2 separate regions of the Homo sapiens genome follow, and region 1 is linked to region 2. Evidence: chromatin loops called from intact Hi-C (ENCODE). Cell type or tissue: Calu3. All regions are shown on one strand. Links, peaks and the distances in the headings refer to the core of each region. The heading gives the core; the rest is flanking DNA.

The links. Peaks named below come from ENCODE experiments on the same cell type or tissue, not always from the same donor. Only the 100,000 strongest peaks of a DNase experiment are listed, where the experiment ranks them.
Region 1: a loop joins it to region 2, with 2.0 times the contacts of the local background. A loop is called at or near these places in 2 of 110 quality-filtered maps.

What each region holds. Positions count from the first base shown.
Region 1 is chr4:73,737,245-73,746,524 of GRCh38, forward strand. It overlaps CXCL8 (C-X-C motif chemokine ligand 8), which reads left to right and starts at 3,325. Exons shown (of 4, transcript NM_000584.4): 1 at 3,325-3,478; 2 at 4,298-4,433; 3 at 4,705-4,788; 4 at 5,205-6,472. The coding sequence starts at 3,415. The coding sequence ends at 5,220. RefSeq lists a silencer at 1,788-2,082. In Calu3, for the core only: no CTCF peak of the experiment used is centred there; a DNase peak (open chromatin) is centred at 3,377.
Region 2 is chr4:73,812,731-73,823,874 of GRCh38, forward strand. No RefSeq gene overlaps it. Among named protein-coding and RNA genes, the nearest start is that of CXCL6, 18 kb to the right of the region's middle. In Calu3, for the core only: no CTCF peak of the experiment used is centred there; a DNase peak (open chromatin) is centred at 4,251.

The DNA.
Region 1 (9,280 bases), core at 1-8,000, 77 kb before region 2:
ATTCCTATGGCGTGGGTGGGAGGGGATTTAGATGATTTTGCATAGGCAAGAAACACCCAGTTTCATGGAGTTTGATGGAAGAGTTATGTACTAATATGGGAAAAGTAGAGGCCATCTTTGTCTTTGTTCTTTCTTTTTTAGACGGGAGTCTCGCTCTTTCACCCAGGCTGGAGTGCAGTGGCGCTATCTCGGCTCACTGCAAGCTCCGCCTCCTGGGTTCACGCCATTCTCCTGCCTCAGCCTCCTGAGTAGCTGGGACTACAGGCGCCCGCCACCGCTCCCGGCTAATTTTTTATATTTTCAGTAGAGACGGGGTTTCACCGTGTTAGCTAAGATGGTTTGGATCTCCTGAACTCGTGATCCGCCCGCCTCGGACTCCCAAAGTGCTGGGATTACAGGCTTGAGCCACCGCGCCCGGCCGTCTTTGTTCTTTCTTGAACTCTTCCTTTTCTTGGGTGATAGACTTCGTCAACGTCTAATGAGGATATCTAGGTGCTAGTCTCTGCTCATCAAATGATTCTTATGGCTCAGGAGCCGAATGGGACGTAAATAAACAGTTAAGTCTCATGAACTCACTTTGCATTCATCTCTAGAAGATGACAAAACATTTGTATTTATGTGTAGCGTGGCACTTTAGTTAAACTTTGTACCCCACTTTGCTCTATTTTAAAGCAGAATATCCTTAAAAAGGATACTTAGTCCTGCTTTTTTTTTTCCGCCTAAGCCCATTTAGTCCTTCTACTCATTATGCAAGGACTCAAATGGTTATCTTTACAGAAGTGAGACAAGATAGAATCAATGCTCTTGTAGTCACTTCATCTTTGTCCATTCCCACTTCTGATGGAGAGGGTTCTAGGACATAATGCACTGAAGGTTACATTGTGAGAGATGAACAACATTTGCAAAAGAGGTCTTTTTGCCTTGGAAAGGCTTCATTCTTAAAAAAAAATGTGAGCATCAAGGTTAAGTAGACCTCATTAGCTCAAACTTTAAGGATGATATCAGGATAAAGTTGGGCCCATGAGAAGAGAATGAGAGGGAGATATAGTGACATGAAAATAAGGAGGAAAACGAGGTGTCTATGTAAGTTGGGCTCACCATAAATACAAAGGCAACCGTTAGGGAAAAGCAAAGAAGTCTTTGCACATCCTCAGAACTCTGAATGTCTTAGTGATGCTGTATGAGTGAGTCTTAATGATAGTGAACTGAATCAGTCAAGCCAGGTTGTGTCCATATGAGAATGTGTCTTTGCTAAACATGCCAACATCACTGAAGCAAAGAAACTTGGAGTTTTCTTTAAGATATAGGTCTTTTTTACCTATCCGGCCCAAGCTTTCTCTTCTTGTCACTCCATGCACTGTGTTCCGTATGCTAAATAGTTTGAGAAACCCAAATGGGCCATGTTCGCCTACATTTCATTGTCCTGTACTTCCTGTCCTGTACTAGCAAAGCAGTCCCATTGGTCTTTCTTCTCCTCATTAACAATAAAGGTAACACTTTTGATGTTGTTTCTTCAGAAAACCTTCATTCATCAAAACTGCCTCAAAGATCATGTTTGTTTGATTCCAGAACTTCCTGTAATTACCTGTTATTGTAACACTCATCACTGTATTTTACTTACTTGTGTAACTAATTTTCCATATTCTGCACTAGACAACAAAGTCCTTTAAGTCAGGTACTATATCTATTTACATAGCATTCACATCTCCTACAATAAGGGACATTAGCAGATAAACAACACATATTAAATGAATAATGAAGTTTCTGAAATACTACAGTTGAAAACTATAGGAGCTACATTATATAGAATAAACATTTACTTTGCTATAGAATTCAGTGTAACCCAGGCATTATTTTATCCTCAAGTCTTAGGTTGGTTGGAGAAAGATAACAAAAAGAAACATGATTGTGCAGAAACAGACAAACCTTTTTGGAAAGCATTTGAAAATGGCATTCCCCCTCCACAGTGTGTTCACAGTGTGGGCAAATTCACTGCTCTGTCGTACTTTCTGAAAATGAAGAACTGTTACACCAAGGTGAATTATTTATAAATTATGTACTTGCCCAGAAGCGAACAGACTTTTACTATCATAAGAACCCTTCCTTGGTGCTCTTTATCTACAGAATCCAAGACCTTTCAAGAAAGGTCTTGGATTCTTTTCTTCAGGACACTAGGACATAAAGCCACCTTTTTATGATTTGTTGAAATTTCTCACTCCATCCCTTTTGCTAGTGATCATGGGTCCTCAGAGGTCAGACTTGGTGTCCTTGGATAAAGAGCATGAAGCAACAGTGGCTGAACCAGAGTTGGAACCCAGATGCTCTTTCCACTAAGCATACAACTTTCCATTAGATAACACCTCCCTCCCACCCCAACCAAGCAGCTCCAGTGCACCACTTTCTGGAGCATAAACATACCTTAACTTTACAACTTGAGTGGCCTTGAATACTGTTCCTATCTGGAATGTGCTGTTCTCTTTCATCTTCCTCTATTGAAGCCCTCCTATTCCTCAATGCCTTGCTCCAACTGCCTTTGGAAGATTCTGCTCTTATGCCTCCACTGGAATTAATGTCTTAGTACCACTTGTCTATTCTGCTATATAGTCAGTCCTTACATTGCTTTCTTCTTCTGATAGACCAAACTCTTTAAGGACAAGTACCTAGTCTTATCTATTTCTAGATCCCCCACATTACTCAGAAAGTTACTCCATAAATGTTTGTGGAACTGATTTCTATGTGAAGCACATGTGCCCCTTCACTCTGTTAACATGCATTAGAAAACTAAATCTTTTGAAAAGTTGTAGTATGCCCCCTAAGAGCAGTAACAGTTCCTAGAAACTCTCTAAAATGCTTAGAAAAAGATTTATTTTAAATTACCTCCCCAATAAAATGATTGGCTGGCTTATCTTCACCATCATGATAGCATCTGTAATTAACTGAAAAAAAATAATTATGCCATTAAAAGAAAATCATCCATGATCTTGTTCTAACACCTGCCACTCTAGTACTATATCTGTCACATGGTACTATGATAAAGTTATCTAGAAATAAAAAAGCATACAATTGATAATTCACCAAATTGTGGAGCTTCAGTATTTTAAATGTATATTAAAATTAAATTATTTTAAAGATCAAAGAAAACTTTCGTCATACTCCGTATTTGATAAGGAACAAATAGGAAGTGTGATGACTCAGGTTTGCCCTGAGGGGATGGGCCATCAGTTGCAAATCGTGGAATTTCCTCTGACATAATGAAAAGATGAGGGTGCATAAGTTCTCTAGTAGGGTGATGATATAAAAAGCCACCGGAGCACTCCATAAGGCACAAACTTTCAGAGACAGCAGAGCACACAAGCTTCTAGGACAAGAGCCAGGAAGAAACCACCGGAAGGAACCATCTCACTGTGTGTAAACATGACTTCCAAGCTGGCCGTGGCTCTCTTGGCAGCCTTCCTGATTTCTGCAGCTCTGTGTGAAGGTAAGCACATCTTTCTGACCTACAGCGTTTTCCTATGTCTAAATGTGATCCTTAGATAGCAAAGCTATTCTTGATGCTTTGGTAACAAACATCCTTTTTATTCAGAAACAGAATATAATCTTAGCAGTCAATTAATGTTAAATTGAAGATTTAGAAAAAACTATATATAACACTTAGGAAAGTATAAAGTTTGATCAATATAGATATTCTGCTTTTATAATTTATACCATGTAGCATGCATATATTTAACGTAAATAAGTAATTTATAGTATGTCCTATTGAGAACCACGGTTACCTATATTATGTATTAATATTGAGTTGAGCAAGGTAACTCAGACAATTCCACTCCTTGTAGTATTTCATTGACAAGCCTCAGATTTGTCATTAATTCCTGTCTGGTTTAAAGATACCCTGATTATAGACCAGGCATGTATAACTTATTTATATATTTCTGTTAATTCTTTCTGAAGGCAATTTCTATGCTGGAGAGTCTTAGCTTGCCTACTATAAATAACACTGTGGTATCACAGAGGATTATGCAATATTGACCAGATAAAAATACCATGAAGATGTTGATATTGTACAAAAAGAACTCTAACTCTTTATATAGGAAGTCGTTCAATGTTGTCAGTTATGACTGTTTTTTAAAACAAAGAACTAACTGAGGTCAAGGGCTAGGAGAATATTCAGGAATGAGTTCACTAGAAACATGATGCCTTCCATAGTCTCCAAATAATCATATTGGAATTAGAAAGGAAGTAGCTGGCAGAGCTGTGCCTGTTGATAAAATCAATCCTTAATCACTTTTTCCCCCAACAGGTGCAGTTTTGCCAAGGAGTGCTAAAGAACTTAGATGTCAGTGCATAAAGACATACTCCAAACCTTTCCACCCCAAATTTATCAAAGAACTGAGAGTGATTGAGAGTGGACCACACTGCGCCAACACAGAAATTATGTAAGTACTTTAAAAAAGATTAGATATTTTGTTTTAGCAAACTTAAAATTAAGGAAGGTGGAAATATTTAGGAAAGTTCCAGGTGTTAGGATTACAGTAGTAAATGAAACAAAACAAAATAAAAATATTTGTCTACATGACATTTAAATATGGTAGCTTCCACAACTACTATAAATGTTATTTTGGACTTAGACTTTATGCCTGACTTAAGGAATCATGATTTGAATGCAAAAACTAAATATTAATCTGAACCATTTCTTTCTTATTTCAGTGTAAAGCTTTCTGATGGAAGAGAGCTCTGTCTGGACCCCAAGGAAAACTGGGTGCAGAGGGTTGTGGAGAAGTTTTTGAAGAGGTAAGTTATATATTTTTTAATTTAAATTTTTCATTTATCCTGAGACATATAATCCAAAGTCAGCCTATAAATTTCTTTCTGTTGCTAAAAATCGTCATTAGGTATCTGCCTTTTTGGTTAAAAAAAAAAGGAATAGCATCAATAGTGAGTTTGTTGTACTCATGACCAGAAAGACCATACATAGTTTGCCCAGGAAATTCTGGGTTTAAGCTTGTGTCCTATACTCTTAGTAAAGTTCTTTGTCACTCCCAGTAGTGTCCTATTTTAGATGATAATTTCTTTGATCTCCCTATTTATAGTTGAGAATATAGAGCATTTCTAACACATGAATGTCAAAGACTATATTGACTTTTCAAGAACCCTACTTTCCTTCTTATTAAACATAGCTCATCTTTATATTTTTAATTTTATTTTAGGGCTGAGAATTCATAAAAAAATTCATTCTCTGTGGTATCCAAGAATCAGTGAAGATGCCAGTGAAACTTCAAGCAAATCTACTTCAACACTTCATGTATTGTGTGGGTCTGTTGTAGGGTTGCCAGATGCAATACAAGATTCCTGGTTAAATTTGAATTTCAGTAAACAATGAATAGTTTTTCATTGTACCATGAAATATCCAGAACATACTTATATGTAAAGTATTATTTATTTGAATCTACAAAAAACAACAAATAATTTTTAAATATAAGGATTTTCCTAGATATTGCACGGGAGAATATACAAATAGCAAAATTGAGGCCAAGGGCCAAGAGAATATCCGAACTTTAATTTCAGGAATTGAATGGGTTTGCTAGAATGTGATATTTGAAGCATCACATAAAAATGATGGGACAATAAATTTTGCCATAAAGTCAAATTTAGCTGGAAATCCTGGATTTTTTTCTGTTAAATCTGGCAACCCTAGTCTGCTAGCCAGGATCCACAAGTCCTTGTTCCACTGTGCCTTGGTTTCTCCTTTATTTCTAAGTGGAAAAAGTATTAGCCACCATCTTACCTCACAGTGATGTTGTGAGGACATGTGGAAGCACTTTAAGTTTTTTCATCATAACATAAATTATTTTCAAGTGTAACTTATTAACCTATTTATTATTTATGTATTTATTTAAGCATCAAATATTTGTGCAAGAATTTGGAAAAATAGAAGATGAATCATTGATTGAATAGTTATAAAGATGTTATAGTAAATTTATTTTATTTTAGATATTAAATGATGTTTTATTAGATAAATTTCAATCAGGGTTTTTAGATTAAACAAACAAACAATTGGGTACCCAGTTAAATTTTCATTTCAGATAAACAACAAATAATTTTTTAGTATAAGTACATTATTGTTTATCTGAAATTTTAATTGAACTAACAATCCTAGTTTGATACTCCCAGTCTTGTCATTGCCAGCTGTGTTGGTAGTGCTGTGTTGAATTACGGAATAATGAGTTAGAACTATTAAAACAGCCAAAACTCCACAGTCAATATTAGTAATTTCTTGCTGGTTGAAACTTGTTTATTATGTACAAATAGATTCTTATAATATTATTTAAATGACTGCATTTTTAAATACAAGGCTTTATATTTTTAACTTTAAGATGTTTTTATGTGCTCTCCAAATTTTTTTTACTGTTTCTGATTGTATGGAAATATAAAAGTAAATATGAAACATTTAAAATATAATTTGTTGTCAAAGTAATCAAGTGTTTGTCTTTTTTTTAGTTTTAGCTTATTGGGATTCTCTTTGTTTATATTTAAAATTATACTTTGATTTAGAAAACATAAATGCTTCCCCTTAGCATTTTGTTTATGGAAAATTACAAACTTTTATTTTTAGAAAACAGAACTCCTTTCCAGAAATAGGTTACAAACAGTAGTGTCCTCCACAGAATGTTGGAAATGTTTTCAACTCCCCACTGTATACTATCTTGCTAATAAGTCTGTCTTCAGATTTCGATTAACCGGTTTGTATGTCTGTGCGCTTTAGCATAGCTGGACATTTAAAGAGGAAAGAGAGTACATATTATAAGTTGCTTATCAGTAACTGAGGAGTAAAACTGATAAATGTGAGGCAAAGAAGTTTAAAATATGGTTAAAGCCTAAGCATATTTGCAAACAAATCAAACAATACTCTGAGAAGTAAAAACATAATTATTTAATTAACAAATTTCAGTGGATAAATTTTATAACAAATTAGACACAGTTGAAAATAAAATTAGAAAACTAGAAAATAGAACCAAAGAACTTCTGGAATTCTTATAAGAGAGATAAAGAGGTAGAAATTTGGAGAAAGAAGTCGAAAGGCGTAGAGGATACAGGTGTAAGCTCTAATAGATGTCTAATTGGATTGTCACAAGCAGAAGAGAGAGGAAAGGGTCAGAGACAACATTTGAAGTGACAATGGCAAAAATCTTTCGGAAATGATGAAAAATAACAATCGATGTTTCAACAAATCCAATGTATCAACATTTACCTTTATATTCCTACTCAAAAAACAAGGATTTTGGAACTTTTACGTTTAACCACCTTCTAGCTCATAGGCTATTGTTGCTGGGTATTTTAAGTTCACTTCTTTTTTTTTTTCTTTTATTTTATTATTATTATATTTTAAGTTTTAGGGTACATGTGCACAATGTGCAGGTTAGTTACATATGTATACATGTGCCATGCTGGTGTGCTGCACCCATTAACTTGTCATTTAGCATTAGGTATATCTCCTAATGCTATCCCTCCCCCCTCCCCCCAGCCCACAACAGTCCCCAGAGTGTGATGTTCCCCTTCCTGTGTCCATGTGTTCTCCTTGTTCAATTCCCACCTATGAGTGAGAACATGCGGTGTTTGGTTTTTTGTCCTTGCGATAGTTTACTGAGAATGATGATTTCCAATTTCATCCATGTCCCTACAAAGGACATGAACTCATCACTTTTTATGGCTGCAAAGTATTCCATGGTGTATATGTGCCACATTTTCTTAATCCAGTCTATCATTGTTGGACATTTGGGTTGGTTCCAAGTCTTTGCTATTGTGAATAGTGCTGCAATAAACATTCGTGTGCATGTGTCTTTATAGCAGCATGACTTATTGTCCTTTGGGTATATACCCAGTAATCGGATGGCTGGGTCAAATGGTATTTCCAGTTCTAGATCCCTGAGGAATCGCCACACTGACTTCCACACTGGTTGAACTAGTTTACAGTCCCACCAACAGTGTAAAAGTGTTCCTATTTCTCCACATCCTCTCCAGCACCTGTTGTTTCCTGACTTTTTAATGATTGCCATTCTAACTGGTGTGAGATGGTATCTCATTGTGGTTTTGATTTGCATTTCTCTGATGGCCAGTGATGGTGAGCATTGTTTCATGTGTTTTTTGGTTGCATAAATGTCTTCTTTTGAGAAGTGTCTGTTCATGTCCTTCATCCACTTTTTGATGGGGTTTTTGTTTTTTTCTTGTAAATTTGTTTGAGTTCAGTGTAGATTCTGGATATTAGCCCTTTGTCAGATGAGTAGGTTGCGAAAATTTTCTCCCATTCTGTAGTTGCCTGTTCACTCTGATGGTAGTTTCTTTTGCTGTGCAGAAGGTCTTTAGTTTAATGAGATCCCATTTGTCAATTTTGGCTTCTGTTGCCATTGCTTTTGGTGTTTTAGACATGAAGTCCTTGCCCATGCCTATGTCCTGAATGGTAATGCCTCGGTTTTCTTCTAGGGTTTTTATGGTTTTAGGTCTAACGTTTAAGTCTTTAATTCATCTTGAATTAATTTTTGTATAAGGTGTAAGGAAGGGATCCAGTTTCAGCTTTCTACATATGGCTAGCCAGTTTTCCCAGCACCATTTATTAAATAGGGAATCCTTTCCCCATTGCTTGTTTTTCTCAGGTTTGTCAAAGATCAGATAGCTGTAGATATGCGGCATTATTTCTGAGGGCTCTGTTCTGTTCCATTGATCTATATCTCTGTTTTGGTACCAGTACCATGCTGTTTTGGTTACTGTAGCCTTGTAGTATAGTTTGAAGTCAGGTAGCGTGATGCCTCCAGCTTGGTTCTTTTGGCTTAGGATTGACTTGGTGATGCGGGCTCTTTTTTGGTTCCATATGAACTTTCAAGTAGTTTTTTCCAATTCTGTGAAGAAAGTCATTGGTAGCTTGATGGGGATGGCATTGAATCTATAAATTACCTTGGGCAGTATGGCCATTTTCATGATATTGATTCTTCCTACCCATGAGCATGGAATGTTCTTCCATTTGTTTGTATCCTCTTTTATTTCATTGAGCAGTGGTTTGTAGTTCTCCTTGAAGAGGTCCTTCATGTCCCTTGTAAGTTGGATTCCTAGGTATTTTATTCTCTTTGAAGCAATTGTGAATGGGAGTTCACTCATGATTTGGCTCTCTGTTTGTTTGTTATTGGTGTATAAGAATGCTTGTGATTTTTGTACATTGATTTTGTATCCTGAGACTTTGCTGAATTTGCTTATCAGCTTAAGGAGATTTTGGGCTGAGACAATGGGGTTTTCT
Region 2 (11,144 bases), core at 1,221-9,220:
GCTATATAATGTGATAGTACAGGAGTACCCTGCTCCAAATATTAATTCTTATAACTGTATTCTTTCTTTCCTCCTTTCCACAAACTATGCTTTGTGTGCTTAAATGAGAGTCAGCCATTTGATCAGGAACTATGGATCAAATGAAGAGCAAGCAGACACAGTCCTTTGTCCTCATGGGGCTTCCAGTCTAATGAGAGTCAGACAATAGCTAATAATCACACACACACATACACACACACACTCAATAGTGCACCTGTAAAAATATTACAAGATGAGTACATTGTCCTATTAGTCCACAAGGAAAGAAAAGTTTATGAGATAATGCTTATTCTTATTAGGCATAACCTATTCTGACATTTTTTCTTCCATTCTTTTTCCTTAAAAAATTCTGGTCATAAATTTCTAAATTTATTTCATAATCTATTACCATGGGAGGATTTGCCTTAGTCAGAGAGAAGACTTCTCTAAGGAAGTGATGATTGAGTTGAGGTAAAAAATGAGTAAGGGTTAATTAGGTGAAAGAAGGCAGAAAATGGACAAAGAGACATGAAAGTAGAGGATACAGCAAGTGCAAAACCCGGGAACAGGAGGAAGTAGATGTGTCCTTGGGACTGAAGGAAGGCCAGTGTGTGGAGGCAGTGCAGAGAACAAGGAGGAGCCTCATGCCTGATGAGGATGGAGAGACAGGATGGCTAAAGCCAGGCAGGGTCTGGATATGTTAAGGACAGTTGCCTTTGAAAACAATGGATTACATTGAAGATGATATGAGCCAATTATGCAAAAGATAGGGGTAAGGATAGATGTGGGTAGAACAGGTAGGAAACTGCTGAGTTAATCCAGGAAATGGAAAACCATACCCTAGTTTTGGGTATATGCCAGTGGATATGGAAAGAAGTGTTTTCTCAACGTTAAAAGTTAATTCCTATTATAACACAAAAGAATGGCTTATAATGTTGATTAGCAAATACATGTCAGTTTCTACACAAGTAATCACCTGAGGAAGCTGATTGAAATTGATTCCTGGGCCCTAATCTCAAAGATTTTGATACAATGGGTCTGTGGTGGAGCTCTGGTATATGTATGTATTTTAAAGCTCCATAGGGATTCTGATATGCAAGAGGAATAGGAAATTATTAAGAGGATGATTTTCTTCCTTTTTACTATTCTTATTTCCCAAGTGACATAATCCAATTCTTTCGTGTAAATTCTATCCATGTGATAGTGACTCTCAAATTTATATAATACAAGCCCAAAACTCTTTCTTGAATTACACATTCCTATATCTGTTTACATATTTACTTGGATGATCTAACAAAAATTTTTAACCTTAACATGAACAAAATTAAACTTAAATACCCAGCCATTTCCCATCTAATCTTCTTTTCCTTGAGTTTTCCTATCTCAATGATGGCAAATTAATGCTTCCACTTACTCAGGCTAATCTCAGAGCCATCCTTACTACACCATCTATGGCATGCTTTACATCCAGTTCCCCAGTGAGTCCTGACAGCTATACCTTTCAAAGATACCTTTAACCCTGCAACTTCTCACCAGTTCCATGGCTTTCCTTCTAGACTGAGGCATCATCATCTTGCACTTGAACTATTGTAACCGCCTTCACACTAAGTTCTCTTTATCATTCTTTGCCTCCCTTTATTCTATTTTTGACACAGCATATGAAAAGAGTTTTAAAAAGAAAAGTAGATTATTTTGCTCTTTTGTTAAAAATTCTCCAAATGGCTTTATAGGTCACCTAAAAGAAACCCAAGTTCTTATAGACAAAACCTTCCAATCTTACAACCCCTGACTACTTCTTGTTAATACTGCTCAGTCACACTCTCCTTCAATATAGCAACAAAACTCTTAACCTTGGAATATTGAAGCCTTACTTACTTACCTCGGAATATTTAAAGACAATAATTTTTTCCTGGAGTTGCATGATTATTCCTTCACTTATTTCAGATTTTTTCTCTGATATCATTGTAGGAGTCCTTCAATCACTCTGTATAAAATAAATATGTACACATACACAGGCACACCTATCTTTGTTTTCTTACCTGTCAACTGTAACCATAATAAAATGACTACTACTTGAGAGAGAAACTTGGCTTGGCTTATTGCTATATCCTCAATGCCTTTAGCATTGCTTGGTATTTAGTAGAAGCTCAATAAATATTTGAGGGATGAATAAATGAATGGCAGGTAGAGATGGTGAAACAGGGGAGGCAAAGAGAATGAGGTAGGTGGTATGATCCTGGAAAGTGCACAATGCGATCTCTGACATGCCTGCTTCCCATTGGAAAAAGACAAATTCCTCATTCCTCTTCTTGGTAGGCAAAGCTGTACATATGTGAAGTGGACCTTAGGAGAAGCAAGGAAGAATAGCGGGCCGTGGTAAACTGTATTGGCACTGCTGTCAGATGGCAGTTTTGAACTTCACCTCCCTCACTTATTTACAATAAGAGGTAAGTAGAATACCAACAGTCACAATCTTTCTAGTGTTGACCTAGTTATACCTTTATATTTTGTGAATAGAGGATCAAGTACCAGATAAAAAGAGGAAGACAGTTGAGAAAAACAAAAAGCCTGATTCAGCAGGGGATTTACTGTGTCATGTTACACCACATCCTGTTACCTTTTAAAGCCATCATCCAGTATTGTGTGTTCCAGCAGCATAAGGATGGTTCAGAACAACTATATTCAACATCAGCAATAATTGCCAGAGGTAATCAATTCCCACTTTAGTCGACATGGCCATTAAATGATGAAGAAAAGCACAAGTGAGAAATCTGTCTCTTTATAATCCAAGCATTTGGAGACACAATAGGTGAATTATAGCATTTTGTACATATACAATTATATTTTTACACCCAATCACAATATTTAGAGTGAAGAGATCAAAAACTGTGTTAGAAAATATTTTAATATATTTTGTTATTTATATTTTTCCTCACCTCCCCAATATATATACATAGATTAGTAAATCTCCTAAATATTAGCTCTCATCCAATCATATTATTTAGAGTTTCTATGACCTATAAGCATGTTTAAATAAATTGGGAGCCAATTTACAATTTTAATATTTACCAAGATGTTAAACATCAAAATTTATGTCACAGGTATCAACATGCTTAAAGCACCAGGTTGGTGAAACCTCTCTTAGAAATTATTGATCCAGTCACGAAAATGTGGTTTGGCATTAATATTGTTTTCACTAGAGATCTCTGATTTGGCACTCTGATATCTCATACTGCTAAATCAACATGCAGCCCATCCTTGCTTCCGTCATTACGTATCAGGGGATTTTTGTAAGCCTCAATTTTGGATAAGTTGACCAGTAACAAATTAATCTTTAAATCAGACACTGAAGCAAAAATGTCATGGTTGAACATGAAGCAAACATTTCTTTGTAAAATTCAAGTTTTAAATCACACCTGCTACCAGACTCTAGGGAAAAGTATCTGCTCAGAAAGAGAAAAAAAAAATGGGTAGAGTGAATATATTAGAAAGACCTCCTCTACGCTTTGTCCATCACAGAGAAAAAGCCCTAACCCAACTTCCTGTTATGGTGGGCAACTGTGGTGTACACAAAAGTCTGGGACCAGACAGTTTTCTGCTACAGCCCTAGCTGGTTGCTTATACCATTAACATGGTTTGGCTCTCAAATCTCATCTTGTAGCTCCCATAGTTCCCACGTGTTGTAGGAGGGACCCAGTGGAAGGTGATTGAATTATGGGGGTGGGTCTTTCCTGTGCTGTTCTCATGATAGTGAATGGGTCTCATGAGACCTGATGGTTTTAAAAATGGGAGTTGTTCTGCACAAGCTCTCTTTGCCTGCCACCATCCACATAAGACATGACTTGCTCCACTTTGCCTTCCGCCATGATTGTGAGGCCTCCCCAGCCATGTGAAACTGTGAGTCTAATTAAACCTCTTTCTTTTGCAAATTGCCCAGTCTCGGGTACGTCCTTATCAGCAGCATGAAAACGGACTAATACAAACATCAAGCAATCAGCTAGGCCTGTAGCAGGATGAGGTCCAGCCCCTGACTTGCAGCTGAGTGGATCCACTCCCCTGGTAGGTCTTTTGGTGATAAAAAGAGGAGAAAAAAATGAAATGAATGAAGAATAAATGAGGAGTACGAGTCTCTGGTGCTATTTAATATTAAACACAAGGCAGTGTTGACCTAGACACTGAGGCAAGGAATGGTGATGAAAGGGTGGGACGGAGGCAAACATGAAACACATTACTGGGTGATCTCCAGGCAGTGCAGCTGTGTGTTCTGATGAGTCAGACATAACTGGGGAAACTTGGTTTCAACCACCAGGAAATTAAAGCACTTAAAAATTGTTTAGGGGTGAGAGAATATAAATTCATGTGTCATTTCTAGGAAATAACTAACTTTTTAACTTAATAACATCTCACATACCAAATGTCCACCTAACTTCGTATAGCCTGGGGAAATGGTGCTATGTTTAGTGTTTTAAACATTGTGATCTCCAGGTCATATGATACTGATTTTTAAGACATTGAGGAGACAAGAAGAGTCAAACATTTATCCATTTCAGACATCACTATTTCTGGATAGAATCAGGAGGGGCACTTCTCCCATTGCCGCCAAACTGTGAGCTAAGGGGTTCTACAAACTACAAAGACTAAAGGATTTATATTGACCCCTCCTATATCAGCTGGTCTTCACAATAACACATAGAGATGATGGGGCAGCTGTTAAAACACCTTTCTTCCTGCACAGAGCACTCAGATGAGTACATAACACTTGAAAGAGAGTAAGGCCTAGAAGGTTGTGGGAACTGTCCAAGGTGACAGGGGAAGAAGATACCTGAGAACTAATAGATAAGTCAGCACCTATCACAACCAATTTTAAAGACAAACCAAAAAGAGGAATTTTTCTCTAGCAAGAAGTCTCAGGCTTTTCTTAGCTTCCAAGGAAGACTTCTCTGAAGGTCAGGCTGTACCTGTAGGACTGGTGATTGGATAGATCTCAATGTGTATAAAATGCCTGATGCGTCAAAAACCAGCTGTTGTTCAATGACTACATCTTTCTGGGAAGATTCTAGAGAAGTGGAGCAGAAATGATCAGTTGAAAGGAAAGGAGATTGATAAACATCTGTTGATACATTCTTGCTCAGGAGGTTGTTCAATGATCAAAGACTCTTAATACCTTAGAACTGTGATCTTACTATTAAAGTCTATTGAATGGCCATTTTAATGTAGAAAAGAGCAGAAAAGGAAAGAGAAGGGAAAGGAAATGAATAGGAAAAGGGATGCATATGTTAAATTCTTAAATATCCATGTAAATACAGGGGGAAATAAAAACTTATGTGTTGACTCTGAAAATGCTATTTCTGAGGACAGTGGAGAGAGGAATAATAGAGCAGATTCTGGCAGATGAGGTTCATTTAGAAAACGTGAGAACAGATGATAGCTGCAATCAAATGTTTCTATGAAGGACTATGTGAGTGCTAAGAGATCACCCCATCACCCTAATTTTTGGTGGTAGCAGTTGGAATTTTGTCAATGAAAAAAAGGGAAACTGTATTCAAGGCTTAAGGAGAAGAGAACACCACAAAGTCAGCCCTGGGACCTCAGCTCATGCCTTGTCTATAGGCATTGATGTGGCTGTAATACCATGGTGAGGTCATGGCTCCCACATTAAAAGCTTTGAGGGTTTTGTGTAGCCAGAGTTCTTTTCCTAAGTAGAGTCTACATATCCTTACCCCATATAAAACAAACATCCCAGTGACATACTTAGGTCTCTGTTACCACCATGAAACAATTTAGTTACTCACCAAAGGAACCACCATTTGGAACTAAGAAAATGGCCTCTAAAATGAAATCCTGCCATTTGCAGCAACATAGATGGAACTGGAGTACATTATGTTAACTGAAATAAACCAGACACAGAAAGGTAAATTTTGCATGTTCTCATTTATATTTTGGAGCTAAAAATTAAAACGATTGAACTCATGGTGATAGATAGTTGAATGATGGTTACTAGAAGGTGGGAAGGGTAGTGGGGGTTGGGGGAAATTGTGTAGTTTATGGGTAAAAATATATAGCTAGATAAAATGAATAAGATTTAGTGTTTAATAACAAAAATGTGACTATAAGCAACAATAATTTATTGTACCTTTAAAAATAATTAAAAGAGTAGAATTGGAATGTTCCTAACATAAAGAAATGAAAAATGCTTGAGGTGATGAATAGATTGATTATCCTGATGTGATTATTACACATTGTATGCCTGTGTCAAAACATCACAGGTACCCTATAAATCTTTACACCTATTATGGGCCCATAATAATTAAAAAATTAAAAAATTTTAAATGAGAATAAAGAGAAAAATGGCCTCTATGAACTGGAGAAGAAACATAGGAACACAAATGGTAGAGGACTTTAGTCTCTTAATGACAAACCAGACTCAGAAGTACCAAAGTTTATTTTTTAACAGACAAGCCTTTATTAGGAAATCAACTGAAGATAGAAGGAAGGACAATTTTGAAGATCTTTTCTGATTATTGCCTGTCTCTCCTGTCACTTAATGTTATGAGACAACAGCCTTGTTCCTCATACAGTCAGAGATCAATAATGTCTTTGTAACAAATGCATTAATAGATTAATTAACAGAAATAAACCTTTATGATTTGAGTTCTAGTGCCTTTCAACTGAGGGTATATTATGAAGAGATTGAAATTCTTTGCAGAAATTGTTACATTAAAGAAACAGATGGATATGGGTCTTCTATTTCATAGAGACCCAACATGAACTACAGCAGCAATAGCAGTGACAGGTCTAGTCCAAGGTCTTGGCACATTATTCTAAGAGTAAGCTAGGAAAAATTAATCAACTTGGCTACCAGAACGTAGAGGTGGGGACAAAAATAAAATAATAATCTCTTTTCGTCTTGCATATCCTCTTAGAAGACCTCATGAGTTGAATACAAATAGCTGTTAATTGAGGAAAGTTTCATTGCATATGTATTAGCAGGGTATATTGAAGGGTCATTCATGGATAGGATTATGGTACTTTCTCTACATAAAGTGAATGTTGGCTATTCACAAGACAAATTATTAAATTAATCAGTGATTCATGGAAGTGTTAGAATAAGTCTTGGGGATTGCTTTATTAGAGATTAGTGACATTAGGACATCTGTTGCATAATAGGACTATTGGTAAAGAGTGGGCAAGAGAGTTATTACAAGATCCCATTATCCAAATATATCACCAATTCAAAAAGAATTCTGAAAAACAGCATGTAAATGTCTATTGATTATAATACTCTTAATTGTCTATTTAAGGCCAGTTATAAAAGCAGTAATTTTGACCTCCATATCAATCAGGATGAATTTGTTTGCTTATTACAAAATTAGTGTTTTATAGTTAGGATGATATCACCAGATAGATGAAGAGGAATAGGAAAACCCCACCTTTGCTCAGTGCAGTTTCTCATGCCTTTAAATAATAAGTGTCTCAGGAGATGTATCAGAAGTCCCTGATAGGTTTCAACACAAAATGAAGAAGGTGGTTTATGGTGAGACCCACCTAGATGGGTAACTGTAGCAGCAGGTAGTGGCAGTGACAGCAGCTATAACTTGTTTTAGCAGTAGCTGCAGCAGCAGCTATAATAAAAGCATCCACTGCCCAGTGTTGCATGTTGAGTGTCAGCGATGCAAGCCATGGTGTCTCTGACCTGTGGGAAAAGCTTACTTTACCTTCACCAGTCTGGTTCTGCTACATGAATTTGGGCATCGTTCTCGATGTGCATCCTCTGAGACTTGCTCTCTGGCCCTCCTAAAATTTATGTGAGCTTCTGAGTGTCTTTTTAAAATATACTTCTTTTCTGTTTAAATTGTCATTTGTTATTTGTAACTGATTGTATCATTGTCTTTAGCAAGCTGTTAGGGTAAAAGAATCTGCATGAAGTCTCTTTCAATATCTCCCTGGAGAAAGCCAGTTCTGTGAGGCTTTTATGCACAAGGTGCTCCTCAGGAGGGAGTGAGCAGCAAAGTAACCAAAAGTTATTCCTGACATCCCACTGATAATCAGCAGTTTCTTTGGGAAGCAAAGTTACAGAGCAAAAAGATTATGGGCCTTGTAACCAGAAACTACCATTTACAGTGTCTATAACAAGTTGATTAATCTCTCTGGGACCTTTTTTTCCTTATATGTATACACAAATAATAACATTTATTTTGCAGGGCTGTTATAAGATTGTGGGAAAATTGATATGAAGGATTGAGCCAGGTGCTGTAGAAGATGAAAAATGAGTTGGGTAATGCAGGAAGAAGAAAATGAATTGAACATGAGGAAAAACAGTGAGACTGATGATCACTAAATATTGGGGTCCTCAATGCACCATTTGAGACCATGATGTGAGCTCTCTCTCTAGGTGGATTCCACAAGTCATTCCTTATGTGATGTCTCTCACACACATAGCTTCAGCACAAACTTCTTCCCTGAGTTCCAGAATCATAAACAACTTGTTCCATGATATTTTCACTTGGATATTTCACAGGAATTTACAATTTTAAACGTCTAAAAGAGGATTTTTTTTTTATTCCACTGCTGTGTAAACATGTATTTCCCCATTCTTTCATATCTCAATCAATGGCATCCCCATACAGAGTTGTTTCCATCAAACAACAAGGAAACATTCTTGAATCTTCCATTGCCAGTATCCAAACTCTTCAGAATGTCCTGGAGGTTGTAACTGTGAAATATATAGAGACTCTTTCATCATCTCTATGTCTCAATAGATATCATCCTAGCCCAATCCGTCATAATTTTTCATCCAGAACAAGGGTTGCCAAACTTTCCGTAAAGGACCAGAAAGTAATTTTGTTGTTGTTTTGCAGGATATACAGTTTCTTTCACAATTATTCAACACCGTCATTACAGTGTGAAAGTAGCCATATGTAAAATGTGTGCAAATCATTGCAGCCGTGTTTTGCTAAAGCTTTATTTACAGACATGTGGCAGACCAGACTTAGACCATCCTGATAGTTTGCTTAGCTTTCACCAAGATTGTTGGAGTTGCCCTCTAACTTGAGTTTCTTTTTCTTTCTTTTTCTTTTTTCTTTCTTGAGATGGAATCTTGCTCTGTCACCCAGGTTGGAGTGCAGTGGTGCTATCTCAGCTCACTGTAACCTCCGCCTCCTGGGTTCAAGTGATTCTCCCGTCTCAGCCTCTTGAGTAGCTGGGATTACAGGCACACATCACCATGCCCGGCTAATTTTTATATTTTTAGTAGAGACGGAGTTTCGCCATGTTGGCCAGGCTGGTCTTGAACTCCTGACGTCAGGTGATCAGCCCACCTCGGCCTCCTCAAGTGCTGGGATTACAGGCGTGAGCCACCATGCCCAGCCTAACTTGAGTTTCTTAATCCAAAGTTGACACTACGACATTTCCACACAGAAGTCAGATTAAAAAAAAACAAAAACAAAAACAAAAAAAAAAACAGATCATACCTTCTTGTAACATAACATCCTTGAATTGCTTTCTACTGCAAATAAAATAAGTTATAAACTCTGCATCTTGGCCTAGAAATTTCTGCATGACCATGTCCCTGATGACCTCTGTGATCTCACTCATGTCATTTTCCCCCTTTCTAAGTTCCAGCCATCAGCTGCTACTCTTAGTTATGAAAACATAGCAAACTCGTCCTGCTTCTGACTTTTGTCCTGCCGTGTGTTCTGCCTGGAACCCTCATTTCTATGCTCTTTGCAGGTGTGTATCATTTCTATTCTTCTGGTGTCAGCTTAAAATTTCACCTTCTTAGTGACCATTGTTCTAAGCTAAGCATTCCCAGCCCATGATCTTTTTGATCAAGTGGTGATGTTACTCTGACTCATAGATCTACCATAGTCTCTATATTGTTTCTTTGACTGTTTTATTTTTACTTCTCCCACTAGCAAATGAGGAGAGTCCCATGAGGACAAGGTCCTGTACTGCTCTGTTCATCATGTATCTTGAGCACTAACACAATGAAGATTCTCCGTAAATAGAAATTGGGTATTTGAATGAATAAAATGAAAATAGAGAAAGCTAGGTGCAAATGAAGAGTCATTCTGCAAGGCAGGGAGAAATTAATTGAGAAAGTTTCTACCAGACAATGATAAAGAGTGACATAGAGAGGGAGAAGAAGAGGGAGAAAGGGGAGGGAGGGAGGGAGGGAGAGAGAGAGATAGAGAGAGAGAGGAATTGAAAAGACTAAACCAGGGAAGGTTCAAATTTGTGCTGAAGGGAACAGAAGAGCTGACTAAGACAAAATAAAAGACTTTATGTGGCATTGAATCAGCAGAAAGAAATTGGGAAACATGAGGTGCTGTGATCTGGATGCTTGTATGACTTCTTAAAAATTTTCTTGACACATATATTAATCCATTTCCACACTGCTATAAAGGATTGCCCCAAACTGGGTAATTTATAAAGAAAAGAGGTCTAATTGATTCACAGTTCTCTATGGCTGGAAGCCCTTAGGAAACTTAAAATTGTGGCAGAAGGCCAAGGGGAAGCAAGACACATCTTACATAGCAGCAGTGGGGAGAGAGAAACAGAGAGAGAAGTGCCACACTTAAAGCCATCAGCTCTTGTGAGAACTTGCTCACTATCACAAGAGCAGCATGGGGGAAACCACCCCTGCCCTAGGAACCCTCCTCACCCCATTATTCAATCACCTCCCACCAGGTCCCTCCCTCCACATGTGGGGATTACTATTCAAGATGAGATTTGGGTGGGGACACAGGGACAAACCATAACAACAGATATGGTATACCTTATTATTGTTATCATTACTATTATTATATTATAGACTTATGAAGCACTGCAGAAGTATATTCTGAAGGCTTGATGAGAAAAACAGGCCAGTAAGAACATTCTAAGCATTTGTCAGACAGACTCTTTTTAATGCTTTAAAGAAATGCTTTTCAAACATTAGTGTGCAAAAGAAAAATCTCCTAGAGAGCTTGTTAAAATACAGATTCCTAACAACCTCACTCTCTCATCCTAATTTAGTAGTGGTCCTGGGACACCACCCAGGAATTATTTTTTCATTGAGATTACACTCACCTGCTGTAAAATTCACCCTTTTAAAGTGCTCACTTTAGTGGTTTTCAAAAAATGTT